Linked DNA regions of Homo sapiens: regions 1, 3, 4, 5, 6 and 7 are each linked to region 2. The links are chromatin loops, found by intact Hi-C in ENCODE. Cell type or tissue: mammary epithelial cell. All regions are shown on one strand. Each heading gives the region's core, and the rest is flanking DNA. Links, peaks and the distances in the headings are about the cores only.

Evidence for each region. Hi-C counts contacts between places; a loop is a spot of excess contacts. Peaks named below come from ENCODE experiments on the same cell type or tissue, not always from the same donor. Only the 100,000 strongest peaks of a DNase experiment are listed, where the experiment ranks them.
Region 1: a loop joins it to region 2, with 3 times the contacts of the local background. A loop is called at or near these places in 2 of 110 quality-filtered maps.
Region 3: a loop joins it to region 2, with 7 times the contacts of the local background. A loop is called at or near these places in 16 of 110 quality-filtered maps.
Region 4: it touches region 2 in a loop (9-fold over the local background); 14 of 110 quality-filtered maps call a loop at or near these places.
Region 5: it touches region 2 in a loop (14-fold over the local background); 35 of 110 quality-filtered maps call a loop at or near these places.
Region 6: it touches region 2 in a loop (4-fold over the local background); 5 of 110 quality-filtered maps call a loop at or near these places.
Region 7: a loop joins it to region 2, with 14 times the contacts of the local background. A loop is called at or near these places in 7 of 110 quality-filtered maps.

What each region holds. Positions count from the first base shown.
Region 1 is chr13:73,463,201-73,467,704 of GRCh38, forward strand. No RefSeq gene overlaps it. Among named protein-coding and RNA genes, the nearest start is that of LINC00392, 99 kb to the right of the region's middle. In mammary epithelial cell, for the core only: a CTCF peak has its summit at 2,518; DNase peaks (open chromatin) are centred at 2,581 and 3,541; H3K27ac peaks cover 2,858 bases.
Region 2 is chr13:73,706,805-73,710,804 of GRCh38, forward strand. The region is part of intron 7 of KLF12 (KLF transcription factor 12); the gene reads right to left. Among named protein-coding and RNA genes, the nearest start is that of LINC00393, 47 kb to the left of the region's middle. In mammary epithelial cell, for the core only: a CTCF peak has its summit at 1,773 (motif pointing left); a DNase peak (open chromatin) is centred at 1,767; H3K27ac peaks cover 844 bases.
Region 3 is chr13:73,076,329-73,080,832 of GRCh38, forward strand. KLF5 (KLF transcription factor 5) reads left to right here. Exons shown (of 4, transcript NM_001730.5): 4 at 1-1,210. Among named protein-coding and RNA genes, the nearest start is that of KLF5, 20 kb to the left of the region's middle. RefSeq lists an enhancer at 1-12. In mammary epithelial cell, for the core only: no CTCF peak of the experiment used is centred there; no DNase peak of the experiment used is centred there.
Region 4 is chr13:73,226,431-73,230,430 of GRCh38, forward strand. It overlaps the pseudogene RNY1P8. Among named protein-coding and RNA genes, the nearest start is that of KLF5, 170 kb to the left of the region's middle. In mammary epithelial cell, for the core only: a CTCF peak has its summit at 2,290; no DNase peak of the experiment used is centred there; H3K27ac peaks cover 489 bases.
Region 5 is chr13:72,838,182-72,842,685 of GRCh38, forward strand. The region is part of intron 9 of PIBF1 (progesterone immunomodulatory binding factor 1); the gene reads left to right. Among named protein-coding and RNA genes, the nearest start is that of PIBF1, 58 kb to the left of the region's middle. In mammary epithelial cell, for the core only: a CTCF peak has its summit at 1,856 (motif pointing right); a DNase peak (open chromatin) is centred at 1,850; H3K27ac peaks cover 292 bases.
Region 6 is chr13:73,542,367-73,546,870 of GRCh38, forward strand. It overlaps LINC00393 (long intergenic non-protein coding RNA 393), which reads right to left. Exons shown (of 4, transcript NR_184171.1): 3 at 4,434-4,475; 4 at 3,535-4,308. Among named protein-coding and RNA genes, the nearest start is that of LINC00392, 20 kb to the right of the region's middle. In mammary epithelial cell, for the core only: a CTCF peak has its summit at 1,996 (motif pointing left); a DNase peak (open chromatin) is centred at 275.
Region 7 is chr13:73,336,428-73,340,931 of GRCh38, forward strand. No RefSeq gene overlaps it. Among named protein-coding and RNA genes, the nearest start is that of LINC00392, 230 kb to the right of the region's middle. In mammary epithelial cell, for the core only: no CTCF peak of the experiment used is centred there; DNase peaks (open chromatin) are centred at 644 and 2,154; H3K27ac peaks cover 2,336 bases.

The sequences.
Region 1 (4,504 bases), core at 214-4,213, 240 kb before region 2:
TCCAGTCATCATCCTACTATGCAATAGAACAGCAAAACTTATATCTGACCTGAGTTTTGCACCCAATCTTTCTCTATCCGGCTTTTCCACTTCCCTCCCCATCCTTTGGTAACCATTATTTTACTCTTACTTCTATAAGAACACCTTTTTAGATTCCACATATGAGTGAGATCATGTGGTATTTGTCTTTCTCTGCCTGGCTTATTTCACTTGGCATAATATGGCTCCAGGTTCATCTATGTTGCCGTAAAAGACAGGATTCCATTCTTTTTATGGCTAAATAGTATTCCATTGTGTATATGTGCCATGTTTTCATTATCCATGCTGTGCAGTGTTGACTGTCAACACTGTCAGTTTTTTGCACAAAGTGAGGGGTGGGGAGGAGTTGTGCAGCTAATGGAATGGGGGAGATGGCTTGTCCTCCACCTTCTCCAGAATTAGGGCTTCATTAATTTGTTTAAATATTTCAAATCTCCAGGATTGAGGCATACCTACAGTAAAATGTAAATACAGAAACACTTTTCAAGGAGAAATATTCAGGATTCATTGATTGTTTTTCTTTTCCATCAGTATGCTACCATTTTCCTTTATTGACACAGATACTCAAGAATTGGCTATACTGTCATCCCTTAGTGCCTGTAGGGAATTTGTTCCCGGGCACTCCCCACCCCACCATAGATACCAAAATCTGTGGATGCTCAAGTCACATATATAAAATGGAGTGCAGTATTTGCATATAAGCTATGCACATCCTCCCATATACTTTAAATCATCTCTAGATTACGTATGATACTTGATTACTTATGATTATTTATAATACAATGTAGATGCTAAGTAAATAGTTGTTATACTGTATGTTTTCATTTGCATTGTTTTTATTATTGTTATTTTCTTTTTTTTTTTTCTGAATATTCTTAATCCACAGCAAACTGAATCCATAGATGTGGAACCCATGGATACAGAGGGCCAACTGCACTTTGTTTATTCAAATATTAAATGGGAAATCTATTAAAAATCAATCTTTCCTAAATTAAACTGTTTTTAATTTTTTTTTTTTTTTTTTTTTTGAGACGGAGTTTCGCTCTTGTTGCCCAGGCTGAAGTGCAGTGGCGCGCAACTTTGTCTCACTGCAACCTCCGCCTCCCCGGTTCAAGCGATTCTCCTGCCTCAGCCTTCCTGAGTAGCTGGGATTACAGGCACGTGCCACCACTCCTGGCTATTTTCATATTTTTAGTAGAGACGGGGTTTCTCCATGTTGGTCAGGCTGGTCTTGAACCCCCAACCTCAGAAGATCCACCTGCCTTGGACTCCCAAAGTGCTGGGATTACAGGTGTGAGCCACCACGCCTGGCCCCTAATTTTTTTTAAGTGCCTCCCAATGCAAAAACACATTGCCACCCATAAACTTATTTCGGAAAAAAAAAGAATAAACCTAAATAGAATCAAGCCTCAGAAAATTAGAGACCAGGAAAAAAAAAGCTGGAATTACCTTAGAGGGATTACATCACCAAAATCCAGTCTACAGGAAACTTCACAGGCCAAATCACTCAATTTCTTCAAATTGCAAAAAGCAAAAAAGGGGGAGGGGGGAAGCTGTAATTTGAGAGCCCTCAAAGACATTTATTTTTAAGTATTTTAAATAAATACTGTACTATTGTATATAAGGATGTACATTTAGGGCATAAACCATGAAGAAAAGGGAGGAAGTGATGACTGTCAACGTCTGGACTGTTTTTGCTTTTAGGGAGGAGGTAAGGGCTGTCATTGGCACAGCACACAGAGGCAGTACTACCAAAGCGTTTGGCAAAGGTCTATTGTTCCTAATTTTAAATGGGCTTAGCTAGAAAGGAACATATATTAAACATAAAAAGCACTACAGGGAGTTTATAATTTCATTGTCATTGTATCTACTGGTAGTTTCTGAACTGTCACACAACCCCAGGTTCTCTGGAGTCCTTTATGCCTACTCTAGAAGGGCATAAATCCCTTATCACACTTCAACAGCTGTCTGTACACATTTGGCCAAAAGTATCAGAGAACACCAACTCCTCAAAAAGTAGGAGTGTGGGAGAGAGAGGAAGGTTTAAGTCTAAACCTAATTTCCCGGTTCAGACAGTTGCCCGCACTAAAGGCCTCCTATTTTCTTTCAACAGAGATAGCATTTGGTTTTCCATATTTATATCCTATATACTTGTGTGTACAATGCAAGCTTTGTTATGCTGTATCTGGCCAGTGTTTTCTTCCCTTTACAACAGGCAGTAACTGTAGCTGTGCATAATGTACCTGACAGTGAAGGTGGCTGGCTATTGAAGTCTCTTGTTGGGCAACGTTTGTGCTGGCACAGCCATGGTATTTTTCTTTCTTCCTGTCCCTCCAAACTTTCTTGGTTTAATGACAGTCTTATGTTTCATTTGTTTTCTCTGATCCAACGTGTTTATGTGAGGGCAGTTCTAGGGTACATAAAAGTCAGTTTCAGGGTGGTAATTATTGACCATGGTTTTACACAGCACCTCATGTGGTAAGAAGATAAATGCATAATCACCCAGTAATAAGAAAAACTCTGACTGAAGGACCAAAGGACGTTGTCATTTTACTCCACCCTCTGTGAGTCAGCGAAATGGATTGAATTATAAACCAGAAACCAGCACTTCAATCTGATGAAACTCATCCTATAGAGGAAAGTGTCACTACATGTTGGCAGTTTGTAAAATGTGATGATCTGCCCTAATCCATTGGAACTGACATGTCCTTAATAATAGCAACATTCTTTGTAAATTAAATAGCTATTATTTTTTCAAACCTGTCAGGATATGCTTATGCAGTTGACGCACACGTGATCATAGTCATGTTCACTGTGTCTAAAAGTGAGAAAAATAGAATCCATTTTGGAATGTGTAAAATTAAGCCAGTAATCTTGGTCTCTCAAGGCATGAACCAAAACTGAGCTAAAAACCCTGGATTGATTTTCCACATATAAATAAACTGAGTCTGGATGGTGGCATATGTCCCAAGGTCATTGTGCAATGGTAATCGATGATTAATTAATCATGTAGTAAACATTCATTGAGCACCTATTCTGTCCTAGGCACAGTGCTAGGCAAGGATGCAGCAAAGAAATGACAAGAATCGTTCTTATCTGTTTCCATTTCTCCACTGCTTGTTTAACCCTTTCTAGTCAGCAACCTGGTACTCTTTTCTCTCCTGTGAGGAGAGAGACCGTCTGTGCTCCCTGTGCCTTCAAGGCTGCCCTTGCAAAGGACACTTCTTCCACAGAGAAACGAGTGACATATGGTTTATGTTGGTGGCTTAGCTAAAAGGGAACATATTTTCAGCATAGTGCTGCCACCCTTTTTAAAAAATTTCTTGTAACCTCGACGAACCTCAGGAGAAATTCTCTAGAATTGTGTTACAGTACATGAACAATTCTTTTGCAAAGTTATTTCATGACTTGAAGATTATAACAGGTAAGGATTGCAACATGAAGTCATGCAAGACAGGCTTAAAATAATTTGAAATTTTCTGACGTGTCTTACAAATAAACCACTGTGAGAGTCATCTTAAAGTCAGGCTTTATCTTGGACACATCAGCTTATAACCTGGGTAATGATGTGTCTGAAGCAGACAGGATATGGCAAACTGGGAAGCCAAAGGTTTAATCAGGGGGCTTACTATCAGCAGATCTCACTTAATGGACTGTTATCAAGGTGTTGCTGAAGATTGCAAATATTAAGCCTGAAACACCCGATGGTTGCTGTTTTGTTTATAATATTTGAATGAGAACAGCAAGTGAAGAGTATAAGTCAGAGCTACTGTACCTGTAGGCTGTGCCTCACACAAGGGCACCCAGTGGAGAAGGTAGCAGGCTGGGGCTAAAATCCCGTGTGCACCATGCTCACTGGGCCATACACCCTGAGGTGAGGCTACACTGGCCCAGAGGGGTGCCTTTTGTGTGTTTGTATAAAGGTGCTATATGGGTAGCTGTGGCACTAGCACTATTGTCTTCCCAAGACAGATTTTTGGAAACTGCTGACGTGGCTAAGATAGGGGAAGGGCTGTCTTACTGCTAGTGGAAGAACTAACTCTAGCTAGGATATATGTTCTTTCCCAGAACAAGCTGGGCACTCTCCAATGATTCCAAGTTACCAGGCATTTCTGGGGGCGGAAGAGCATTGTTGCTCCACCCACCTCCTTTTCCTGGAGAATTGTCAAGATCTAGGATTTCCCCAGAGCTGGAATAATTACTGAGTAGAGTCCAGCCCTGCTGAGAAATTGCAGAGTAAATTTCCCCTGAAGGCCATGTCTCCTGCATCCTGCCACCTGCATCTTGGTTGTAGTTTAAAAGTCTTGTCCAAGAGGATTGCTAAAATATAAATGCCCAGACTGACAGCTGCTCTCTGCACAGTGTGAAACATTAGCTTATAAGAAATCCTAGGTTTCCTGTGTTTACCATCACACACCACTTCCATGGAATTAAGTTGGGTCTCATTAATGTGTGGAATGCTCCA
Region 2 (4,000 bases), core at 1-4,000:
TGCTGTCTTCATTTGTACACAGCACCCATTACATTCAAAGAGCTGTGTGCCAAACAAGCACTCAAGAGCAGCCTATTTAATTTTATTTAATGATTAATGCTTTTGGTCCACATCTTCTCACTGGCTTCTAACAAAATTTTAGTAGACTATGGAGAAAGACCACTCTATGTTAATTAAAGCCTTAAAAACAGATTAAAGTCTCTTGCTCTCTCATTACTTTACCGTCCCTGAAGGGCTGATGCTGAACAGGTAGGTACTGCTGGGTAGACATGCATAGGAGCACGGTTCCAGTGAAGAGAGAAGACTCGTAGGTTATCAGCAAACTAGTCTGAGACCAGATATAAGGAAAAGCATAGGCTCGAGAGAAACCAGAGTTTCAATCCTGGCTCTACTGCTTTCCTAATACCTGCCCATGTCCACGTGCCCTAACCTTGCTCCTTTCCAGGGATTTACATGTGTGATGAGTATATGTAAAGCACTCGAAGAGGTATGTTTGTGTTCAAAGGTAAAAAAGAAAACCTGAGATTCACACAAGTAGTTTGTCTAAGTTCACTAACAAGTTAGGGGCCAAAGAGATTGAAACTTTTGTCTCTGGACTTCAAGTTTGGTGATATTTCTATTATATTTTCTAATGTCTCAGCAGTTACCAATATAGCTCATATTCATGAGCTATTTGATCAGGACTTACAAACAACTTACGGGGAGAGGATTTTTCCTTGAAAAATGTCAGTGTGCTCTTAAATGATTTATTATCTTGGCATCACTAAGCACTATGCTTTATCTAACAAGGAACCTAGATGGGGGGGTCTGAAATGGAGCTTTATGTGGAATGAGCTATTTAATTAATGAATACAGATGTGAAGTCATGAACAGCAGCACTCACTCGTCTGAAGTTAAGATCTAGCAACCACAAGCACCTGCGAACAAAAGGCCACCAGGATGCACAGCTGTCACAAAGCCCCTGATTTTCTTTGTAGGAATATCCTCAAACCACTTCAGAATCTCATCCAGTAAATGAAGATGAAGATTCAAATTAGAAGCAAGAAATACTGGAATAGCAGCAAGAAATGATGAGGCAAGTAAGAAAGTGAGAAAAGACAGAATCTGCAATCATTTAGGATCGCTATGTGTGGAGGGGCGTGTGTACATATGTGTGTGTGCATTCCAAATATGTAATCAAATATAATTAATGGAATAAACATGTAATAGTATTTGATATTAATTACAGAGACTTCATTCATCAAGAGAAAAATTATTAAATAATGTGTGGTTTCATAAAGGTAGGGAAGATCATACTCTGGAAACCATTAAATCAGAATTGCTTAATATTTTTAAGTGTCTATATGAATAAACTTCCTTAATGTACAAAATTCAGATATGAATAATTCCTAAGAAATGTGACTACCTTAAGTTTACTAATTTTTAAGGTTAGAGGTGTATGGCTTTCATATGAATTAAAATGAATATTATACAGGATTACCTACTGGGCCTCACAAATTTATCAGAGAACAGTATGTCAATTGGGGATAGAAAATATTTCCAGATTCATTTGAACAGACTATTTTTACATATTGTAATTCCTTTGCAAAAAAAATTTGATTTTATCTTTATTTTGCCTTTTAAAAAATTCATCATTAAATTGTAATATTCTGCAGAACACTGATAATGTCAGTGTCATTGTTCCATTTTAATGTCATGTCATACATACTGTTAGAGTTCTAGTTTCTCTTCAGACCCTCTTCTAGACTAGACCCAACATCTGGTTCTGGTGCACCATCTAGTGGCTGTAGGAATCACTGATGCCTGAATGTTACTTGCTTTTACTGCATTGTAGAAATTACTAGAGCATTTATTTTTTAGAAAATAGTGAGAATTCTAAAAGGCAAAACCAAATTCACAAAATTATTTTCTTCTAAAATTCAAATGCAAATCAGTTAATAAGCAATAGAACTCTTAACGTGAGGGAATCCATAGTGCATAATTGTTTTGTATAGCACATATTTAAATGACCATATTAATTTAAATGGCAATGCATACTCATTTAAGTACTAATATTTATTTGTGAATATGCATATTTATTTAAATACTCTGTAAACTGCTTCATGTACAGAGACCCACAATTTAGACAGTGGATATAAATAATTAACCTGCTGACAATAATGTGTATGTGATGGCTGAGATATATTTTTTCCTTTTTTTGACATGCCTTAAATGATTAAGCACAAGCAGGCATTAATAAACTCATTCAAAAATACTTGGTCACATCTTCGTGTTATTATCTAAACTGTACACTCATGAAAATATACTTATTTTTAATTTAGAAAGGCACTCCTCAGCATTTCTTTTTCTATTCTAAATTCTTTGCTAATATCTAGAAAATGTACCTCTTTCAAATACCTACAAATATGTTTAAGTTACTAAGTTGTAAATAAAAAGATGACTGATCAGGTACTTATATGGTACAAAAAGATGAAGCATTAAAGGCAAAATTAACTTTCTCAAAGCAAGTTTCTCACTGATACTTACTCCCCTCCCATAGCGTGCATGGCTCTCGTAAGTCAACTGGTATAATCCCAAATTCCAAATTAATTGTTGGTCACACACAAGTAACTTACTCAATATGCCTGAAGCAAAGGTAAGGCTAAGAAGATGTTTACTAAGAGCATGCAAACCAACCTGATTCCCTATAGAAATAGTTTTGATTTCATTTTGAACACTGTTACAAAATCTTATACATAATTATAAATCAGAAGTCAGGATGGGCTCATTTTGAACTAGTTACAGAAAAATCAACCAAATTTCACTTTTTTTCTTTCTAAAAATAATGTTATTTGACTGATAATAGTTCAAGGAAGCCATGACTGCACATAGTAACTATCTCTCTGCTAAGTGGATGAATGGATTTGACATATCTTGGTTTTGGGCAGGTATTTCACAAGGACATTTAGATTTAACTGTGAGGCAGAGAAATGTGAGCTGGAAACAGGAGAGCTAGGTGGATTCTGGCTACTGTTTAAAGAATTAAGACCTATCTGAATGGAGGCCTCTCGGATCATGTCTTAGGGTTTTTTCCTTGAACGCATCCCATTCAATACATTCATCAATTACCTGGCACAGATGAAGAAGCTGAAACAGACAGCAAAAATAATGAAAGCAAAGTGGGTAGGGAGAACTTTCAAGTCATTTCAATTTATTAGAATAATGGGCCCAAATCAAGAAAATGAATATAGAATAATTATTTCTTAGACTTGAAAAAGTATGTGCAACCTCAGAATAATGATTCTGTCCTGTATTTCCAGCCTGTGCCTCAACACTTTCAGTGATAGGGAACACACTACTTCCAAGCAAAGCCATCATTAAGGGACAGCTCCAACCACACATACAACATGGCATGTTTAGGTTTAAAAGAAATCTATTATAGGTACAAGGGATAGACAAGATACAGTTGTTAGCAGTTTTTGATTTAGATAACCCAATAGAGTAAACTGCTAAAAAAAACTTAACACCATTTTTGCATATACAGGCATATCTTATTTTCCTGCACTTCACTTTATTGCATTTCGAAGATATTGTCTGTGTGTGTGTGTGTGTGTGTGTGTGTGTGTGTGTGTGTGTTTACAAATTCAAGTTTTGTGGCAATCCTATGTCAGGCAAGTTTACTGGCGCCATTTTCCCAAGAGCATGTGCTCACTTTGCATCTTTGTGTGATACTTGGGTAATTGTCACAATATTTCAAACTTTTAAATTATTATTATATTTTGTATGGTGATCTGTGATCAGTGACCTTTGATGTTTCTACTGTAATTGTTTTGGGTTCGATGAACTGTACCCAAGACGGCAAACTTAATGGATAAATGTTGTGTGTGTTGTGACTGCATCACTGACCAGCTGCTACCCCATCTTACTCCCTCTTCTTGAGCCCCCCTATTCCTTGAGACACAACAATATTGAAATTAGGCCAGTTAGTAACCCTAAGTGTTCAAGTGAAAGGAAAAGTCAT
Region 3 (4,504 bases), core at 196-4,195, 630 kb before region 2:
TAGAGATACAGTATACCTGGCAATTCACAAATAGCCATTGAACAAATGTGTGGGTTTTTAAAAATTATATACATATATGAGTTGCCTATATTTGCTATTCAAAATTTTGTAAATATGCAAATCAGCTTTATAGGTTTATTACAAGTTTTTTAGGATTCTTTTGGGGAAGAGTCATAATTCTTTTGAAAATAACCATGAATACACTTACAGTTAGGATTTGTGGTAAGGTACCTCTCAACATTACCAAAATCATTTCTTTAGAGGGAAGGAATAATCATTCAAATGAACTTTAAAAAAGCAAATTTCATGCACTGATTAAAATAGGATTATTTTAAATACAAAAGGCATTTTATATGAATTATAAACTGAAGAGCTTAAAGATAGTTACAAAATACAAAAGTTCAACCTCTTACAATAAGCTAAACGCAATGTCATTTTTAAAAAGAAGGACTTAGGGTGTCGTTTTCACATATGACAATGTTGCATTTATGATGCAGTTTCAAGTACCAAAACGTTGAATTGATGATGCAGTTTTCATATATCGAGATGTTCGCTCGTGCAGTACTGTTGGTTAAATGACAATTTATGTGGATTTTGCATGTAATACACAGTGAGACACAGTAATTTTATCTAAATTACAGTGCAGTTTAGTTAATCTATTAATACTGACTCAGTGTCTGCCTTTAAATATAAATGATATGTTGAAAACTTAAGGAAGCAAATGCTACATATATGCAATATAAAATAGTAATGTGATGCTGATGCTGTTAACCAAAGGGCAGAATAAATAAGCAAAATGCCAAAAGGGGTCTTAATTGAAATGAAAATTTAATTTTGTTTTTAAAATATTGTTTATCTTTATTTATTTTGTGGTAATATAGTAAGTTTTTTTAGAAGACAATTTTCATAACTTGATAAATTATAGTTTTGTTTGTTAGAAAAGTTGCTCTTAAAAGATGTAAATAGATGACAAACGATGTAAATAATTTTGTAAGAGGCTTCAAAATGTTTATACGTGGAAACACACCTACATGAAAAGCAGAAATCGGTTGCTGTTTTGCTTCTTTTTCCCTCTTATTTTTGTATTGTGGTCATTTCCTATGCAAATAATGGAGCAAACAGCTGTATAGTTGTAGAATTTTTTGAGAGAATGAGATGTTTATATATTAACGACAATTTTTTTTTTGGAAAATAAAAAGTGCCTAAAAGATGTATGTGGTGCTTTTCTTCTTTACCTGCAATAAAGAGTCTGATCAGGGCGGTTAGTGAGAAATCAATTCCACACATTTGTAGAGGAGCCACATTGAACCCGTACCTACATAAGACGGGGATTTATTTTTTGAGACGGAGTCTCGCTCTGTCACCCAGGCTGGAGTGCAGTGGCGCAATATCGGCTCACTGCAACCTCTGCCTCCCAGGTTCAAGTGATTATCCTGTCTCAGCATCCCGAGTGGTTGAGATTACGGGCGCACGTCACCACGCCTGGCTAATTTTTGTATTTTTAGTAGAGGTGGGCTTTCACCATATTGGCCAGGCTGGTCTTGTGAACTGACCTCGTGATCCACCCACCTCAGCCTCCCAAAGTGCTAGGATTACAGGCGTGAGCCACTGCGCCCAGCTGGGGGATTTATTTTTTAAATTAGCATAAAGGGAGTCATAATTCACGAATACTTATCTGGCCACGTAATGCACGAGACCTTAAGCATCCTTAGTTGAAAACACCATAGAGAGTTAACTTGCATGTGCTAGTCTGGAGGCTGTGTCATCAGAGGCAAACAAGAAGAATTGGTGTAACACTTAAAAAAATCATTAGGATTTGGTTTTATTCCGCAGCAACAAGTACACCTAGAACCTACATCTTGTGTTTTTTTTTTTTTTGACACTATCACACAGGCTGGAGTGCAGTGGCGTAATCGTGGCTCACAGCAACCTCTGCCTTGGGTTCAAGGGATTGTCCTGCTTCAGCCTTCTGAGTAGCTGGGATTACAGGCACGTGCCACCATGCCCGGCTAATTTTTGTGTTTTTTGTAGTGATGGGATTTCACCATGTTGGCCAGGCTGGTCTCAAACTCCTGGCTTCAAGTGATCCACCAGCCTTGGTCTCCCAAAGCACTGGGATTACAGGCGTGAGCCACTGCGCCAGGCCTAGGTTTTGTTTTTATTTGTTTATTATTATTATTTTTAATTATGCTTTAAGTTCTGGGGTACATGTGCAGAATGTGCAGGTTTGTTACATAGGTATACACGTGCTGTGGTGGTTTGCTGCACCCATCAACCCGTCATCTACATTAGGTATTTCTTCTAATGCTACCCGTCCTCTAGCCCCCAACCCCATGACAGGCCCCAGTGTGTGATGTTCCCCTCCCTATCTCCATGTGTTCTCATTGTTCAATTCCCACTTACGAGTGAGAACATGCGGTGTTTGGTTTTCTGTTCTTGTGTTAGTTTGCTGAGAATGACGGTTTCCTAGATCTTGGTTTCTAATACCATTGTCCAATTTTTAAAAAATGAGCTCCTTAGAGAAACAGCTGATTCTAAGATTGGAGTGGGAAACATGCAAGTCCGGAGCATCCTGTAGTGTGAGAAAGTGGTATATCAGAAGGAATATAGGAAGCGATGAAAAAACCCGGCCGGGCGCGGTGGCTCATGCCTGTAATCCCAGCACTTTGGGAGGCTGAGGCGGGCAGATCACCTGAGGTCAGGAGTTCAAGACTAGCCTGGCCAACATGGTGAAACCCCGTCTCTACTAAAAATACAAAAAGTAGCCGGGCGTGGTGGCAGGTGTCTGTAATCCCAGCTACTCGGGAGGCTGAGGCAGGAGAATCGCTTGAACCCAGGAGGCAGAGGTTGCAGTGAGCCAAGATTGTGCCATTGCACTCCAGCCTGGGGGACAAGAGTGAGACTTCCTGTCAAAAAAAAAAAAAGAACCCTACAATAATCGGGGTATGTCAGCAACAAAGTAAAGCAGGATTGCATTATAATACAGTATAAACTATCCCTTTGTCTGTACTGATATAAATGGTTGCATAAACAGAAGAGAGAGATCTGTGCCGAATGACTCCAAGTAAGTTTTTTAGATACCTCACCCTCAAAGAGTGGAAGAAAACTGTCTACTCTTCAGTGTGGGCTACATATAGTGACTTCCTTCCAAAGATTACCTTGTGGAAAGGAGGAGAGGAGGAAGAGTAGCTTTACAGTGGGTAAGTCTGCCCTCACCACCTCAACCAGTTGATCAAGGTCCACCTCAGCAGTGATAAGTCACGCTGATAGTGTGTACCCTTGATATGATGTGATGAAAATGGAACTTTGCTTCTCCTTCTGAAAACATGTACCCCAGCGTGATCATGAGAAACACATCAGACAAACTGCAATTGAGGGATATTCTACAAAATACCTGATAAGTATTCCTCAAACTATCAGGCCATCAAACACAAAGTCTGACAGATTGTCAAAGTCAAGAGACATGACGATACAATGTCATGTGGCATGTGGATGGGATTCTAGCACAGAAGGAGGGCACTGGGGGAGAATGGAGGAAATTTGAATAAAGTATAGAATTTCACTAATGTATCTTTTTTTTTTTTTTTTTTGAGATGGAGTCTCGCTCTGTAGCCCAGGCTGGAATGCAGTGGCGTGATCTTGGCTCACTGCAACCTCTGCCTCCTGGGTTCAAGTGATACTTTCACCTCAGCACCTCCCTGCCTGCCCGTCGAAGTAGCTGGGATTACAAGTGTGTGCCACCCGGCTAATTTTTGTATTTATTTATTTTTTTTTTGAGATGGAGTCTCGCTCTGTCGCCCAGGCTGGAGTGCAGTGGCGCGATCTTGGCTCACTGCAAGCTCCGCCTCCTGGGTTCACGCCATTCTCCTGCCTCAGCCTCCCGAGTAGCTGGAACTACAGGTGCCCGCCACCACAGCTAGCTAATTTTTGTATTTTTAGTAGAGACGGGGTTTCACCGTGTTAGCCAGGATGGTCTCGATCTCATGACCTCATGATCTGCCCGCCTCAGCCTCCCAAAGTACTGGGATTACAGGAGTGAGCTACTGCGCCCGGCAAGTTTTGTATTTTTTGTAGAGACAGGGTTTTATACCATGTTGGCCAGGCTGGTCTCAAACTCCTGACCTCAAGTGATCTACCCACCTTCCCCTCCTAAAATCCTGGGATTATAGGTGTGAGCCACCATGCCCTTTTCGGCTGTAATGTGTCCATATTAATTCATTGATTGTGACAAATGTATCATACTAATGTAAGCTGTTAATATCATACTAATGTAAGCTGTTTCCCCCTGGGAAACTGGGAATGGGGTTAGAGGAATTCTATTATCTGCAATACTTCAGTAAATCTACAACTACTAAAAGAAAAGCGTTAGTTTAAAAAAAGTGAAGAAAAGCCAGGCATGGTGGCTCATGCCTGTATTCCCAGCACTTTGGGAGGCTGAGGCAAGTGGATTACCTGAGGTCGGAGTTCGAGACCAGCCTGGCCAACATGACAAAACCCTATCTCT
Region 4 (4,000 bases), core at 1-4,000, 480 kb before region 2:
TATTCTGAAGTACTGGCAGTTAGGACTTCAACATATAAATTTTGAGGGGGACAAAATTCAGTCTGTAACACCATATAATGCTGAGGCTATAGATCTAGGGACCACACTTTGAGAACCACTCTTCCAGACTTGACTGGCCAAACAAGAAATAACTTCTGAAAATACATTTTTCAATCTTGGTAAGCAGTTCTTGGCCTTCTACTCTTTCTAACAACTTTCTCATGATGATCCTTTCGACGTCTCTCTTATAATTATTATCCTTGGCAGATAATTTTCCAGTCTGCAGTCTACGTCTCTGTCCTCAATGACTCTTAAATACGTGTCAGAATCCAACTGGGTGTCTTGCCAACAGCTCACACTTAGTGTATTCACACCAGAGCTTATTTTGGTTGGTTTGGTCTTGCTCTTCATTTTGTTTCCCTGTTTCTGTGACATGACCACTCACTGGACATTTAAATGGGATCATGGAGTCATATTTTGTATTTTCCTTTCCTCTGCACCAAATCGAGCAGCATCAACTTTGCAAGTCTCTGTCCCCATAGCCCTTTTCATTTTGTGTCCAGCTTTGTTTAGGTCTCATTCCTTCTTCTTCGAATGTTGCAACAGCCTTCTATCCGGAATCTGTCCTTTTAGTCTCTCCCTCCTTTAATGAAGACTATCTGCTGTTGCTGGAGTCATCTTCCTAAAGCATTATTCTAATCAAAATTTTCAACTGTGGCTGGTCCATAAGGTAGTGAGTTACCTCAATTGATTGTTCCCAGTCAGTGACAGATCGACTTCCTTGTTCTATTCTTTCCCCACTTCTCACTACTGCACTTAACTAGTGTTAAAAAAAAAAATCAAGTGTTTTTCCACTGCTTATTCAATAGGTAATATGCCCAGTTAAAAAAAACCTCAGGGTTCTGCTACAAAAAAAAAGAGTGAGTAAGAAACTATCAGTCTCCTCCAGCCTGCTCCACTGATTCCCCAAATATTCACTTCATCTTTCCTGTCACACAAGACCCTTCACCCTTCCCAATGCACACACCCCAAAGTGCAATGCAGTTAGAATCTCCAGCTCAAGGTTAAAGATCTTTGCATGTTGTGCATTTGGCTCTGTCAGATCCCAGTGTGCCCAGTGTGGATCATCATGGTCTGGCAAAAAATTATCTGCCCATCGCACCAATATTCAGTGGTGCAGTAGGAACATAGTGACTGCAATATAGTATCTGTATTAGCCTGTTCTCATGCTGCTGATAAAGACCTGCCCAAGGCTGGGTAATTTATAAGGAAAAAGAGCTTTAATGGTGTTGATAAAGACATGCCCAAGACTGGGTAATTTATAAGGAAAAAGAGCTTTAACGGATTCAGAGTTCCACGTGGTTGGGGAGGCCTCACATCATGGTAGAAGGTGGAAGGCAAAAGGCACGCCTTACATGGTGGCAGGCAAGAGACAGAATGAGAGCCAAGCAAAAGGGGTTTCTCCTTATAAAACCATCAGATCTCATGAGACTTATTCTTATTCACAACAGTATGAGGGAAACCGCCCCTATGAATCAATTATCTCCCACTGGGTCCCTCCCACAACATGTGGGAATTGTGGGAGCTACAATTCAAGATGAGATATGGGTAGGGACACAGCCAAACCATATCAGTATCCATGCAGAAAAGGAGAAAAATAGAAGATTTGAGGGCCATAGCAACTTTTAAATGATGCTGAGCCAGAACAGTGAAGACTCCAGCCTAGGCAGTGGAGTTATTATCATGGCTGTTGTCCTTGTTGGCCATTGGTTTTACCTTCTCAGACACTCTTTCTGGCCCCCTCTCCTCTGTGATCTTTCCAAGGTGAGCATTATAAAGTACACTGTTCTTGGGGTCTGCATTCACACCCACCTCTTTTTGGTGTAAGTTTGGAGACTTGGATTGTTTTAGGGATTGCAACATCATGATGCCAGGCTTGGGGTTTCATTGGCAACACAGTTCCCTAAAAATCTGAGGGGCTTCCAGTCTTCTTGCTGTTGTTCCATCCTGTATGTGAATAACCAGAACCAGAGGTCCTGTTTTCATATAATTTTTGAGCCTAGAGTCTCTAGTTTATTACATACGGGCCTTTGTGCTTTGCCAACTTCTCTTCCCCCAAATTAACTTGAGATGATTTGAAAAATAGGCATGGGGATCTTTGCAAATTTGCTGCTTCCTTGTTCTATAGAAAATTCCTGAAGGGAAGGCTTGAACAAGGTGTGGGGTCATGGTCTTATATCTTATAAGATATAAGATATATCAACCACAATATAGCACAACCACAAGGTGGCTTGTGCTCTTGCCTCTGGCTGTGGCTCATAATAGTTTCACTTTGAAGTAAGGATGTAGTCAGCTTTTTCAGCCTGAAAATGTTCCACATTAGACTTGTTAACCTAGCTGCTGGCTGTGGCATCTTAGCAAAATTGTATTTCCTTCCACTCTGCTGGCAGACTGACTAGCTCTAGCCTAGGTTTATCTCTTTTGTGTAGGATTTTGTTGAAAGTATCAGAACTTGCCAAAACACACCACCCTTCTAAAACTTTCATACTATTTTCACTAATGCCACAGGCTTGGTTGGCACCTTTGAATGTTCTGCTAGTCACTGTTTTTACTAGGATCACCAGTTCCCTAGTCTGCAAGAGTTTTATTTTCCCCCCCTCCAAGAGATGATGTATTGCTATGTTGCTCAGGCTAGAATGCAGTGATTATTCACAGATGCAATCATAGTTTTACCTTTTCTATGTCACTCAGACACCTCCTTTAAGTGAATCCTACATTTTAGCTAATGCAGTAGCTCTCTTTTGGTATCAAATTTTATATTAATTAGAATTAAGTTTGGGTGCACATGTCAGAAAGCAAAAAGTAACAGTGGTTTCAATGATGCTGGTTTATTTCTCTTCCTTTTAAAAGAAGTTTGGAGGGAGGCAGTCTAGAGCTTGTTAAAGACTCCCAGTATTGTTAGTGTTCCAGGATCTTCCAGCTTTCCTCTCCACCTGCCTAGAGTGAGGACATTGAACTTGTGATTTAAAATGGCTGCTGGAAGTCCAGCCATCACATCCACTTTCCATACATGAAGAAATAGAAAGTGGAATGAGAAGGGTATACCCTTTACCTTACACTGAGATTTTTGAGGAAATCTATACTTCATTATAACTGCGTGGCCAAGATTTAGTTAATCATATGGCCACTCCTAGCTTCAAGAGAGGCTTAAAATATAGTCTTTTAGCTAAGTAGATGTATCCATCTATCTATCAAGGTTTCGTTACCAAAGTGAAAGGGAAGGTATACAGCAGAGCAGGAAACTAACAGCCTGTCACAGGTAAATGTATAAGTAATAGGGAACATGGCAAAGAGGCCAAGCATGGTGGCTCATGCCTATAATCCCAGCGCTTTGGGAAGCCAAGTGGGCAGATCACTTGAGGTCACGAGTTTGAGACCAGCCTGGCCAACAGAATGAAACCCCATCTTTACTAAAAATACAAAAATTAGCTGGGCGTGGTGGCGCATGCCTGTAGTCCCAGCTACTCGGGAGGCTGAGGCAGGAGAATCGCTTGAACCCAGGTTGCTTGCTGCAACCTCCACCATTGTACTCCAGCCTGGGCAACAGAGTGGTACTCTGCCTCAATAAATAAAAATAAAATAAAATAAAATAAAGAAACAAAATAAAGAGTTTAATGTGCCTCAAGGGAGCTCCACGTAAGTGTGAGGAGGAATTCTGCAGAGGGTGAGGTAGCAGTCAGCTACAACAGCCGTGGAGGGCTTTCAAAAGAAGGTAACATTTGAATTCAGTTTTAAAGAATGAGTAGGAGAGAAGTAGGGCAGTTGAACTGGAGAACCAGGACAATTAAAGGCAAATATTTGAAAAAAATGCAAGGTCTATACCCATTTGACTAGACAGGGCTGGGAGTAGGGCGAAGTGAAGGAGATGCGCAGGGTACCTGAGATCCTCAGTTCCAGGGTCTTGCCAGCCTGGGATGAGCAGCTCCACAAAATGTATGCT
Region 5 (4,504 bases), core at 290-4,289, 870 kb before region 2:
CCAGCTAAATGCTAGACATCATAGGTAGTGGTGACCTTTGTCTTCACAAAGCTGGTAGTCTAATGGAGGGTAAAGACAAATAGAGAAACAATTATCATAAGTATGATGATGATGGACAAAATGATAGGATAAAAGATGAGACCACCTGTGTATCTAACCTAGCCTTGGGAGGAATTGGGGAAGACTTCATAAATGAAGAACTGCCCCTTTTGACTAAAACTACTATTAAAAGTAAAACTTCAGACACATTAAATTTAAAGTTTAATTGAGCAATGAACAATTCGCAAATCAGGCAGCTTCCAGAATCACAGCAGATTCAGAGAGACTCCAGGGGTCCCTCATGGTCAGAACAAATTTATAGACAAAAAAAGTAAAGTGGCATACAGAAATCAGAAGTGAGATACAGAAACAGCTGGATTTGTTATAGGTTGGTGTTTAACTTATTTGAACACTCAGCAGTGTATGAATGGTTGAAGTATGGCTGCTGGGGTTGGCCCAGACTCAGCTGTTGTTACAGGCACATACCCCCAAGTTAGGTTTTCTATCTTGTCTGCCTATTAAGTTAGGTTGCAGTTTGTCAATACGGACTCAAATATAGAAGTACGGAGTCCTTCTTAAGGCCATATTTAGTTTGCATTAACACTATGAACTAAGGAAGGAAAGGAAATTGGGGGAATGAATATATAGCATATATAAAAGCCTGAAAGTAGGACAAAAAGGACAAAATGAAGCTTTTTGAACAAACTAATTCGGTATGGCTGAAGGATAGACTGAGAGGCAGGGAGTTAAAAGAGATGAAACAGAAGCAGGAAATGGGCCCAAAGAATGCATTTGGACCATTATGTAAGACCTGTGGGGAACAATTGAAAGATTTTAAGAAGAGGCATGAATTGATCTGATTTTATATCAAAAGATCACTGTAATGTAGAGAATAGATTGGAATGGCATAAGCCTGTTAGACAGAGAGGGTCTACTTTTAGAGGTTATTTCCATTATCCAGATGAGAGGTGATAATGGAACTGGATTAGTATCAGTAAAGATGAGAGAAATGGGCCAGGTTGGAAAAGTATTTAGGAGACAGAGCCGACAGGACTCAGTGACTAGATTGGATTGGTTGGATGAGAACTCGTTAAGGATGTCAGCAAGGTTTCTGAATTAAACAGCTGCATAAATAGTGATATAGTTTTTAAAACATTAGAAAATACAAAGCTTTAATAGGAAAACATGATAAATTTAGTTGTTTCACTTGAAGTGTCTGTGGCATCTACAAATAAAAGAGTTGACTGTAGAAGAATCTGAACCTCAAGAGAAAGATCTGGGAATTAGAGAGGCCTGTGGTATAGATAGTATTATTACTATTTTACAAATAAGTACTGTTGGTTCTGTGGTTCAATTCTGTTGTGGATTTAATAGGCTTTTGTTGACTGATATAATAACTTTAAAATATATGGGAACTTCCTATGGTTATTCCTAAGCAATCCACATAGCCATATAAACTTTGGTATGTAATCATCTTGAAAATTTCCTCATTTTTTAGGTTTTTGCTGTTTTTTAAAAAAAAATCTTTAAAGTTTATCCCATTGTAACATAAATGTGGTTGGTAGGGGTAGGTTGGTAGGTAAGGCTGTGTGGGGAAACAACCAACAGAGCCGTTTCTGGAAGTAGGAAAACTGAAAGCAGATGTCCTTGTCTCCTTGTCTCCAGTGTTCTTCTGACCCCCTATCCACATCAAAATGGACACTACCTAACCAGGGGATTCCTGGGATTGGGGCTGCCCTGTGGATGCCCCAGCCAGCCACAGGGCTCAGAATTGATTGGATGTATACTGAGGCTAGAGTGGACAATTGCCACCAGGTGGTGCCAAATTGCAGCCTGAGCCCAGATGAATTTGAATTTCACAGGACACCTAACTAGCTAGGTGTACAGGCTTGCCTTTATCATTTTAATCTCACAGTAATCCAACTCTATGTTTTATGTAATCTTTGGGGATCATAGTTTCTTCATTATGGCAGATTTAACTGTAGTTAGAGCTTGTATCATACTAATCTTCCACACAGTAAAAAGTAAATTATAAATTACTTCTTTTGAAATCTTAGAACTTAAAATGGCTAAAGAAAGAATTTTAATATTTCCTGTTATAAAACATGAAATTCATAATAAGTTTACACATTTAAGGTTGTGTGTGTGTGTTTAGGTAAATTAATCTTTTGCTTTGGCCTGAGATGTGTAATTATGTTAATTACTAGTATTTTATCAAAGTGTGCTGTTACAATAAGTTGAAATGGATGAAGTACTTACACTTGCATATTTATATTTGGTCTCCTTATCTCTCCCCCAATAAACTTTTTTTTTTTTTTTTTTTGACGGAGTCTTGCTCTGTCACCCAGACTGGAGTGCAGTGGCGTGATCTCAGCTCACTGCAACCTCCACCTCCCGAGTCCAAGCGATTCTCCTGTCTCAGCCTTCTGAGTAGCTGGGATTACAGGTTCGCGCCACCACGCCCGGCTAATTTTCATATTTTTAGTACGGATGGGGTTTCACCATCTGTTGGCCAGGCTGTTCTCAAACTCCTGACCTCAGGTAGTCTGCCTGCCTCGGCCTCCCAAAGTGCTGGGATTACAGGCGTGAGCCACCATGCCCGGCCCCAATAAACATTTTCTAAAGAAACTGAAATGATGATTAATGAAATATATTTTGCCTTTAATTTGTTGTCTATACATTGGAGGATATTAAAAGGATACTTTTTCTTTTCTCTTCTTTAATATGGAAAAGGCACATGGAACTTACTCTGTCCAATCTTGGTATCTGACCTGCAGTCATTCCACTAGTTCTTGAAGTTAAAGTATTGAGAGAAAAGAAAGAGAGTAGAAGATATAAAGACTTAAGAAAAGGGCAATTATAAATGAAGAGAGAACTTGGATATTTAGATACATCAAACATACTGTAGTTGAAATTATAATATGTATGTATGCTTTGGTCCAGTTTGTGAATTAAGCTTTTTTGTCTTTTCTGTATTTTCTAGTTACTTAAAATTCCACTTTGGAGCTGTAGGAAATGAGTGAAAGGTACTACAGTGCTGAGATGTATTATATAAATAACTTCTTGCTTAGTAGGTATTATGTGACAGAAATGTTATGGACCCTCTTATGCATTTGGAAATAAGACATTCTGTGAGTGGGAGTATATTATGAAAGAGATTTGGATCAAAAGACTGAACTTGATCCTGGTTCTACCACTTACTAGCTCAGCAGATAAGTCACTTAATATCCCTGAAGTTTAATTTCTTCTTTTATAAAATGGGCTAATAGGCTAGGTGTGGTGGCTAACACCTGTAATACCAACACTTTGGGAGACTGAGGCAGATGGATTGCTTAAGTCTAGGAGTTCGAGACCAGCCTGGGCAACATGGCAGAACCCCGTCTCTAGTGAAAATACAAAAAAAATTAGCCAGGCGTGGTGGCACAGGCCTGTAGTCCTATTAAGGAGGCTGAGGTGGGAGGATCACCTGAGCCTGGGAGGTCAAGGCTGCACTGAGCCAAGATCATGCCATTTGCACTCCACCCTGGGCAAATGGAGTGAGACCCTGTCTCAAAAAATAATAATAACTAACTAATAATACTTTTTAGGGTGGCCCGTGAGGTCTAAATGAAATAATATATGCAAAAAGTACATTATAAATTATAGATGTAGATGAGTTATTTTGGTACCTTGTGCCTATGTAGAATACTTGAAGAAAATATTTTCATCTGTTATGTTGACAGTTTAAGGAAAATCACCATTATATAAAAGTCATCTGATAATATTATGGGATTATTTATCATTAGAAGATACTAATACAAAATATATATTCTTAAGTGTTTATCTCCATAGCATTTAACCAGTTTTCTTAAATGACGTAATACAGACGTAGAGGGTCTACATGCCATTCTTTTCTGTCTAAATTTCTGCATAAGATGGCTAGCTTATGTTTCCTAATTAGGTTATGAGATAATAAGGTAAAGGGAGATAAATTCAGCTGATTAAGTTTTTCCATAAAGTAAAACTACCTTTATTTAAGGTGGTCTTGTTAACTGTAAACACAGAGCTATTCTGAGTGGTGCTCTACAAAAGATAATAGAGGTATTCATGATGCTCTTGATGCAGTACAGAATCTGGAAATTGAAATAGCTTTACAATTGTTTGAAAGGGGGTAGGCAGTAGAGAAAAAGAGATTGAAAAGATGCTTTTAAGTGCAACAATTAGTATTGCTTTAGTGATTTTATTTTCCTGCCGAATCAATAAAAACCATCTTGACCACAATTTATCTTCCAAAAGTACTCAAGAAGAAACTTTAATGATATAAACTTGAAATTTATGTAGAATCTTAGAGTGATATTAAACAACTTTGAATCTTGAATCTATTTACAAAGGTTAGTTGAGTATATGTATTGTATTACAATGGTGAATTTAACTAGTGTACAGAGGTTCCAGTCATCATTTTAAAAGTGTATGTCCTCATTAGTGC
Region 6 (4,504 bases), core at 257-4,256, 160 kb before region 2:
TATGAAATTTGGGGGAGTTCAAGCATTCAGACCATAGCACCTGCATGTCTCTGGTTCTTAGCCCTTTCTTCTGCTGAATTATTTCAGTTTATTGGACATTTTATCATCCCATGAATCTCTCTCTGTTCCATGGGTTTTAAGGCTAAAAATGGAGCCCAGGCAGCCTGCTTGGAAGCTTATTTACACTGAGATCCACTCAGGCACCTATGCCTAACCATGAGATGTATCCCTTTTTGGTAACTTGCTTGGCATACTCCAAACTGTTATATAATTCTCAGCTGACTCACCCTTTGCAGTGTGGAAAACAGGTTGTACCACCTTGTGCTAAAGGAAGCAGGAATGAAACTGATGTCTTCTCAGCAAATTCTTGGAGTAGGGGGGTAGACAGATTGGGTTCCATATATTACTCTATAAACTAACAGTTGTCAAGCTAGTACTTCAGATTAGGCTGGTCTGCTATCAAGTTGTCTTCTTTAACTGAAAAAGTATGGGTTACTCTAACACTTGGAATGCAAAAAATGTCACATTTCCCCATTTTGCTAAATTATATTAAATATAGATTGAGCTTTTTATTTTTCAAGATTGATGAGAACTTCAAACTTAGTGATTTTCAGAACCCTCATTATCTACCTTGGGCTAAGGACCTCAAGATTTGGGGGTACAGGATGATGGAGGACAACAGCATCATTCCTCAATCTCTGTTTACTTGTGGCTGCCACAGCCCATGTTTCAATGGCTTGTTCACAGATGGACTGCTCTCTGGCAGTTCCAATTTTTCCAGCCACACGTGACTTGGAGACCCTCATCAGAGCTTCCTAGGTCACAGGACACAGTTCTTAGTCCTCTCAGCAATAAGGGGCTGCATTTTAATGGCGCTGACCTATGTCACTTGTGCACCCTAAGCCCCTTTTTCTCCTCAGTTGAAGAGTCAAACCAATTTACCAGTAACCTAGTTGTTCCCTTCCCAAATATTAAATCAGCAAGCCTCCAAAGCCTTTCTTTTTCAGGTGATCCAGTTTATTTTTATTTCTTTATTTTTAATTTATTTTTAGAGATGGGGTCTTTCTCTGTCACCCAGGCTGGAGTGCAGTGGCAAGATCATAACTCGCTGTAACCTCCAACTCCTGGGCTCAAGCAATCCTCCCACCTTAGCCTCCTGAGTAGCTAGGACTATAGGTGTTCACCACCATGCCCAGCTGATTTTTAAATATTTTGTAGAGGCAGGGTCTTACTATGTTGCCCAGAATGGCCTGAAACTCCTGGCCTCAAACCATGCTCCTGTCTCAGCCTCCCAAAGTGTTCGCACCACTGCACCTGGCCTCAGGCAATCCAGTCTAATATTCTTGTTGGGCCCAGAATTTTAAAGGCAGAAATTGTTTGTCTCACATAGTGATTTGTTTTGTTTTAATTAAACTTCAATACCTTTAGACTGGACACGTAATCTCCAGTTGACAATCTCCACCACTCTCTATTATCTTACTCCAACTAGTTTTCTTTCTTTATTGCCCTTACTGTCTAGTCTTGGAAGGGAGGTGGAAGAATTACTTTAGTTTCTTCCTTAAGAGTTTATAGTAAGAAATGATACAATTTGATTTCTCTATAGAGTATTTTACTACATAAATTTTTGAACAAACCACTGTGTTATAGAGTCTATTTATTCTAGCCCGCTTGCTCTCAAGGTGTGGCCCATGAATAAGAAGTCTCAGTATCTCTTGGGAACTTGTTAGACATGCCAGCCCCCACCTCAAATCTACTGAAATAAAATCCTGGGTGTGGGCTCCGCAATCTGCACTTCAACGAGCCCTCTAGGAGATTCTGATGCATGTGCAAGTTGAAGAACTCCTGTTCTAGAATGTCATATGCTTTGGGTACAATAATCCATAGAGAAAGATCTGTCATTTAGAACTATTGGTAACTCCTCAGGTAAGTCCTTAGTTCTCTGTTTTTTTCCTTCCATACTCTCTTGGAGTGCATATTCTCTCAAAATTTTAATTGATGCCCTCTTGTGGCTATGAGAATTCCCAGGTATATCACTATATCCCAGATCTATTATTTTCTTTCTTTCTTTTTTCTAAATCATTGTTTCATTCCAGGAAAACTCAAATTTAATATTCTGACATTATTGGAAACTACATTCGTCATTTGTACCCCATAGCAATTTATCTTCCCTCTTTTCCTCTTTATCATCAGTGGGGAAAAGTAAGCTGAATGAGTCACTTATCTCAGGTGAAAAACTTAAGGGGGCAATAAAAAATGTCAATAATCAAGACAAATAATATTTTAACGAAATTTTTTAAAGTTAAGATTAATGCAAGAAAATCCGCGATGAGCAAAACTAATTTTTTTTTTAAATAGAACTAGTAACCTTGCTATGCTAAGTCATATTGGAGCTTAAGGCAAAAGGAAAAAAATCAGTAGTATTGATCCTGTCTTTATTTAAAACTTTGATATTTTTTATCATGAATATTTTTGCATATATTTTATCTTAAAAATATTGCATTAAAATACTATCTATCCTGATTATTGTGTTATTTGGTGCTGACTTAAGTTTTATGCCCAAGACAAGTCCTCACCACATCACTGAAGGTTAGAGCATCAGTTTTTCCTGTGCCTTGCATACAAACACAGCTCTTTCAGGAAGGTGCCCCTTACTCTTCTCTGTACAAGAAATCTCTGCTGATTACAGATGGAGCCAGCAGGCAGGAAAGAAAGTTGATTGCATTCAATGATTTGAGAGACACTCAAAGATCACCTGACCCATTAAACTAATTTCCCTCTCCATTAGGTTATAATGGCAAAGTTGATGGTTTGGTTCAAGAAGAAACAAAACACATATTGGTTTCAAAGGGAATACAAGGGAAAATCTTGGGTGTCATAGGTCTCTCTTATATTTGTTCATAAAGTGATTGAGCTCCTGGAGAATAAGTTCCCAAGGAAGAGGAATGTTGAAATATTAATAGAAGGTAGGAGTTCAGGAGAAGACAGGGACCACCGCTTGCCCATAGCTGATGCTTATCTGCACATCGTCTGTTTAGCAACCGCACACTTAGTGTATACTAAACAATCTTAGACTTGCTCACAGGCTGCTTTGTAATTAGTCTCTGGATGAATCACGTGGGTACATTTATCTTCTCCAATTAGACAGTGATTTTAATTTCAGAAATCATGTGTCCTCTCTTTGTTTGGATCCTATTCTTTGAAGAGGATTTTATTAAGGAGCCATTCCAGAAACTTTGTCTAAGTTACATCTGACTTCATTCATTCAGTCTTTTGTTTATTCTGTTCACACACAATACACTTGAGACCAAATAGAATGGAGTAGATATTGAATTAAGTAACTAAGCATTAAAAAGAATTAAAAGCCCAGTTGCCTTCAGTGTTTATTAATTGCTGAGAGCTACATGGAGACAATTTCTACTCTCCAGGAGCTTCTAAAGCAGCGAGTGGATGCCTCCAATACAGATATACATGAATAGCATATATAAAATAACCCAAAACTTTAAACCTACGTATCAAAGCAAATTGACAGTTAAATCACATTCTTAAGGCATAGCAATATTTATTTCATATATTTCCAAACCTAATGTTGCATGCCCCTACAGCCAAGCTCATGGGTCTTTGAAGATGCAAACAGTCTGAGTACAAATTCACTTTTCATGCAAAAACTCCAAAACACAGCCGGCAAATGTGCCCTTCATAAATCATCAAATAGTTTCTTCAGTTGTAATACTATATGAATTAAAATTGTCAAGACTGTTTTCCTTTTATAGCAGTTGATTCAGTATCTTTTAAAGTCCTCAAAGCTGTCAGATTTCTACAGCTTGAACTTCAATAAATAAACTTAGGTTTTCTTTGTATTTAGAGGTTTACAAGAGACTTTCAAGCTCTGACATGTTTAGAAAGTTACCTTAGTAGGTTGAGATTTTATTACTATGATAACTTAACAAGACAGAGGTCTTAAGAGTAATTTCCTCTGTGACTTTCAGAAGAATTTACCATTTATGACTTGAGAGCACTGTCTTACATAAAAACTTATATTTTGGGAGATTATCTTTCAACAGAACATTTATCTCTCTCTATTTTTTATATTCTAGAATGCACTTACAAGTGTATTGGACAGAGAGAGTATCTTTTGGAACATTTTTGCACTGGTGAAAAGTTGTTCCGCTTTTGTAGGCCTTCGTGCCATGAAGTCAGTGAATATGCCAATCCACGCTGCCTGGTTTAGCAACAGGTGAGGAGGAAACTCCACCTCCGTGAAGACTTGTTTGTATTGAGCTGATGAATGGCCATGTGAGACGCCAACAACTGAGGGAAGAAAGTAATTCCCATGTCAACAGGAGTCCCAGGGACTTACCAAAAAAGTCACCTCTATAAACGTCTTCCAGAGGATAATGCCCATTTCCTAAGTTCACCGGGACTTGGGGACTCACCACTCTGTGGTATAGAGACCTCACTGCAGTTGACCTCCAAACCTGTGGGGCACAGAAGAAGAGACAGGTGT
Region 7 (4,504 bases), core at 214-4,213, 370 kb before region 2:
AGCAAGTTTATAAACCCCATGAATCTATTTGTCAACTCTCTATGGCACCATGTGCTAGAAAATAAGCATCTCTGGTTTAGAAAACTAGTGTGTTTTTATGTACCCTGGTTTGTTCATTTGTCTGTTTTCTGTTTTTTGTTTGTTTGTTTTGTTTTTGTTTTTTGACCAGCTCGTCAATCTTTAAATCTGTTTTGCAAAATCTTAGTTAAAAAAGTATTTCTTTTCAAAGACGAGAGTAACTTTTAAAAAATTTGTGTCATTCTACAGATTCCATTTTCCTGCTGCAAACTAGAGATCCTGTCTCATCTTGGATGTAATTCCTACAGTTAGACTTCTATCAAAGGGTCATTGTGCCAACTGGAATTCTTTCCAATTCGAGAAATAAGAATTTGAGGAATCTCTAAGGGTAGAAATGACTTCTATCGGGAGACAGCACACTAACGCAAGAGGGCCAATGGGGTTCTGCCACCTGTATTTGTAAATAAAATTTCACTGGTACACAGCCATGCCTGTTCACTATTGTCTATGGTTACTTTGTGTTACAAAGGCCAAGTTGAGTAATTGCAGCAGAGGTTATGTGGCAGCAAAGCCTAAGAGATTTGTTATCTGGCCTCTTACCGAAAAAGTTTACCTATCCTTGTTGTGTATCATTCTGATTCACAATTTATCACCCTCAGCACTATTGACATGCAGGGCTGGGTGATCTTTCCTGTGTATGTTGGGGGAGTGTCTTGTGCTTTATAGGATGTTTAGTGGCATCCTTGGCCTCCTCTATGCACTACATACCAGAAGACCCCCTACCCTCACCCCAGTGGTGACCATCAAAAAGGCCTCCAGATGTTCCCAAATGTCCTGGTTGAGAACCATGATTCCAGCTTGACAGATTCTGTCTTTTCAACTGGAGAGGAGAGGAGTCCATACCTACTTCATGCCTTAAGAATCTCTTCCATCAGAAAACTTTGCACTAGAACATTCTTCCAAGGAATACAATGTCTTCTGCTATTATATCAATTCCTGTCTGTCCTTTCAGTTTTTAAAAGAGGCAGAACACTACTGATCTCCATTGCTTGAATAGAAGTTTCTCTAGAATCTTTGTACTTACTAAGAAGTCATTCCTCCCCTCAATATTATTCAGTGCTACCGTCACTTCAAGCCCACATAAATGGAATAATTTGGATTTTCTACTACAGAAAAAGTAGCAGTTGTGTACATGCAAGCTATTATCACTGTTACAGTTCTTCCTCTGACTTAACCTGAGACCGGTATGTGGAGCTATCTTCATTAAGATATCCATTAAGAAATTTAGTGAATGAGAAAGATTTATGGCATGTATCCTAATCAGAGAAGCATCACTGTCTGAGAATGTGAATGATTCCCTTTCTAAACTCTACAATTACCTGGTTCTGTTTCACTATAAGAATTGCCTCAACAATATAATTATACTGCAAGTATTTTTCTTTTCACATTTTATCTTCATTTAGTTAATGACAAAGCTGTATATAGACACATACATATATATGTGTGTGTGTATATATATATGCATATATATATATATGAAGTCTTCCAACTTCTTTTAAAACAAAGGGGTGGCTTAAACTAACTGACTTTAAGGAAAGAGTTTTTCTCTTAAAAGCTGACATCTAAAAAATAGATCTATATTTCTTTTTAAATAGGTTAACAGAATTACAATTTTAGCAATCTAAATAATATTGTTGAACCTGATGGTATTTGTACTTTCTGAACTAAGCAGATATTATCTTTTAATATTTATCTTAAGCAGATATGGGTGAACTGATTTTTATGAAGAAGTCTTGTAGAAATTAAACAAGAAACATTTAGTTCCTCCAGAGTCATCAAGGTAGATGACGATTATATAGAGAAAATGAAGCTATTTCATCATTTCAGAATAACTGACATGATTCATCACTGCAAATATATTAAAATTAAAGAAAACATGGATTCTTGAGAAAATGTAATTTAGAGCTCAGGACTACATTTATTATTTAGAAGGGTGAGAAGTGAGTTTAAAATAAATTCATTAACTCCCAGACTACAACGATCTGCAGTTATCCTTCCTGAATTTTACCTGATGAGGTAAACATGACCTAATGTTCCAGAGGCTTGTTCCATACGTGTGACGACTGTGACATTGCCATGGATCCAAGCAAAATATTGTTTCTCTGGCACTGCTCATGTTATCATTACCATTATGCAACCTTAAGTTTCATGTAGTTTAAATTAGAGAACCAGCAGAGTTTAGTCAAGTTCCTGTTCAACAATCCAAAGATCATTTAACTTTCTATTTAAAATTTTTTTTCTGGGGAAGTATGTTCCTTTCTTATTTGGAAATAAGAAATAACTTTTAAAGTGTCAGGAAAACAAACATTCACATAATGTTTTCTCCAGCGCTAATTCCAAAGTGATCAAAATTCTTTATAACATGCAAGTTGGAAGCATGTACTGTTTTCTTTATTTTGTCTTCAGTGATTCAAGGTGGTCTTTTTTTGTTTCCTTCTGTTTAAAAATCAAATTTCCCATGCCGGAAACTATTATTGTTTTATACTTGGGTTAATAGTCACTCTGACCTTTTTACAAAAAGCAAAAAAAAAAAAAAAAAAAAAAAAAATCAATTCAAACCTACAAACCAGTGTTTTTATTTTGAAGAAAAACAAACTTTCTTTTTTTCCATGAAAGGGACCAAAAAAAAAAAAAAACCACAGCAAACAAGTGTTTTATGATTCACAATTGCATGCTCTTCATAGTCATGGCAGTTATTATCCAATTATGTATGGTTTCTCCTGTATCATCTTGTCTGTATATCTTACGGGTGTCATTTTGTTTATTTTTGCTTTGATTATTTTAGAATTAGTACAACATACAGGATGTCTGAGCGCATCAGTTATTTTCAGGCTCAATCTTGTAAATCTCCACACCCATTTTGTGTAAAAGCTTCCACAGATCATATGAAATCTTGTGTTGATGACATGTTGAATACAGTTGCCTGAAGAAAGTTCTGACATTTGTCTTTCCCTATTTTCTCTTAGTTGCTTTATTTATATTCACTCCTTCATGTAATAATAAAATTTTAGGGTCCTCCTAATGTGTCAGAGGTGGTATTTTCCCATTACTTCCTTCTTAGGTTGATTCTGTTGTATCAGCATATGTATCCCCATCTTACAGATTTGGAAACTGAGGCTCTAGGGAGGTGGTGTAGCTAGTAACTATGGATCTATGGTCTGATACTTTTCTGCAAAATATATTTGTATATTGACTTAGGAGGTTGTATTTGTACCTATAAGTGACAAAAATAAAATAGTTTAATAAATCAACTACAGTGTTCGCTAACTGAGTCACTGTGAGGGAAAAGCATAAAGGTGGAGTAATTGGCCGTGTCTCAGAGTAAGAGCATAAATTTCTCAATTCTTCTTCATTTCTTTTGAGATGGGGTCTCCCTCTGTTGTCCAGGCTGGAATGCAGTGGTGCAATTTTGGCCCATTGCAACCTCTGCCTCCTGGGCTAAGTGATCTTCCTGCCTCAGCCTTCCAAGTAGTTAGGACTACAGGCATGCACTACCATGCCCAGATAATTTTTGTATTTTGGTAGAGATGGGGTTTCACCATGGCACCCAGGCTGGTCTTGAACTTCTGGACTCAAGTGATCCACCAGCCTCAGCCTCCCAAAGTGCTTGTATTACAGGCATGAGCCACTGCACCCGGCCAAATTTCTCAGTTCTTAAGCTGTACATTTAAGACAATTGCCTGAAGAGTAAAATATTTACTCAATCAAATTATTACTTTTTTTTAATGTGCCATTGTTGTGGTTTTGACTGATCTTCTGAAGCGGTGATTTGGCCTTACACAGTCCACAGCCTCAGGCTAGAATATCTGTAGCCTGAGCTTCTCCAACTTGCTTCCCAGGTCCTTTCTCTATGCAACAAATGAAGAAATTATTTATGTACGTGGCATTTTACTTCATTTTGAATAAATTGCATTGCACTTCTTTATATATTTAATTTTTAAAATTGTTGTAAGATATACATAATATTAAATCCAGCAATGTAACTATTTTTAAGTGTGCAATTCAGCAACGTTAAGTACATTCACAATGTTGTGCACAACCATTACCGTGATCCAGTTCTGGAACTTTTTCATCATCTCAAATAGAAACTGTCCCCACTAAATGATAGCTTCCCATTCCCCTTTACCCCCAGCACCTGATAACCTCTCTTTTTTAAAAAAAAACTCTATTAATTTTACTGTTCTGGGTGCCTGCTATAAGTGTAATCATGCAACATTTGCCCTTTTGTGTCTCGTTATTTCATTTCATGTAATGTTTTCAAAGTTCATCCATATTATAGCATGTGCCAGAATTCCATTCCCTTTGAAGACTGTATGTAGATAATCACATTTTTCTTGTCCATTCATCTGTTGATGGACATTTGGCTTGTGTCTCCCTTTTGGCTGTAGTGAAAAATGCTGCTATGAACATTGATGTACAAGAATCT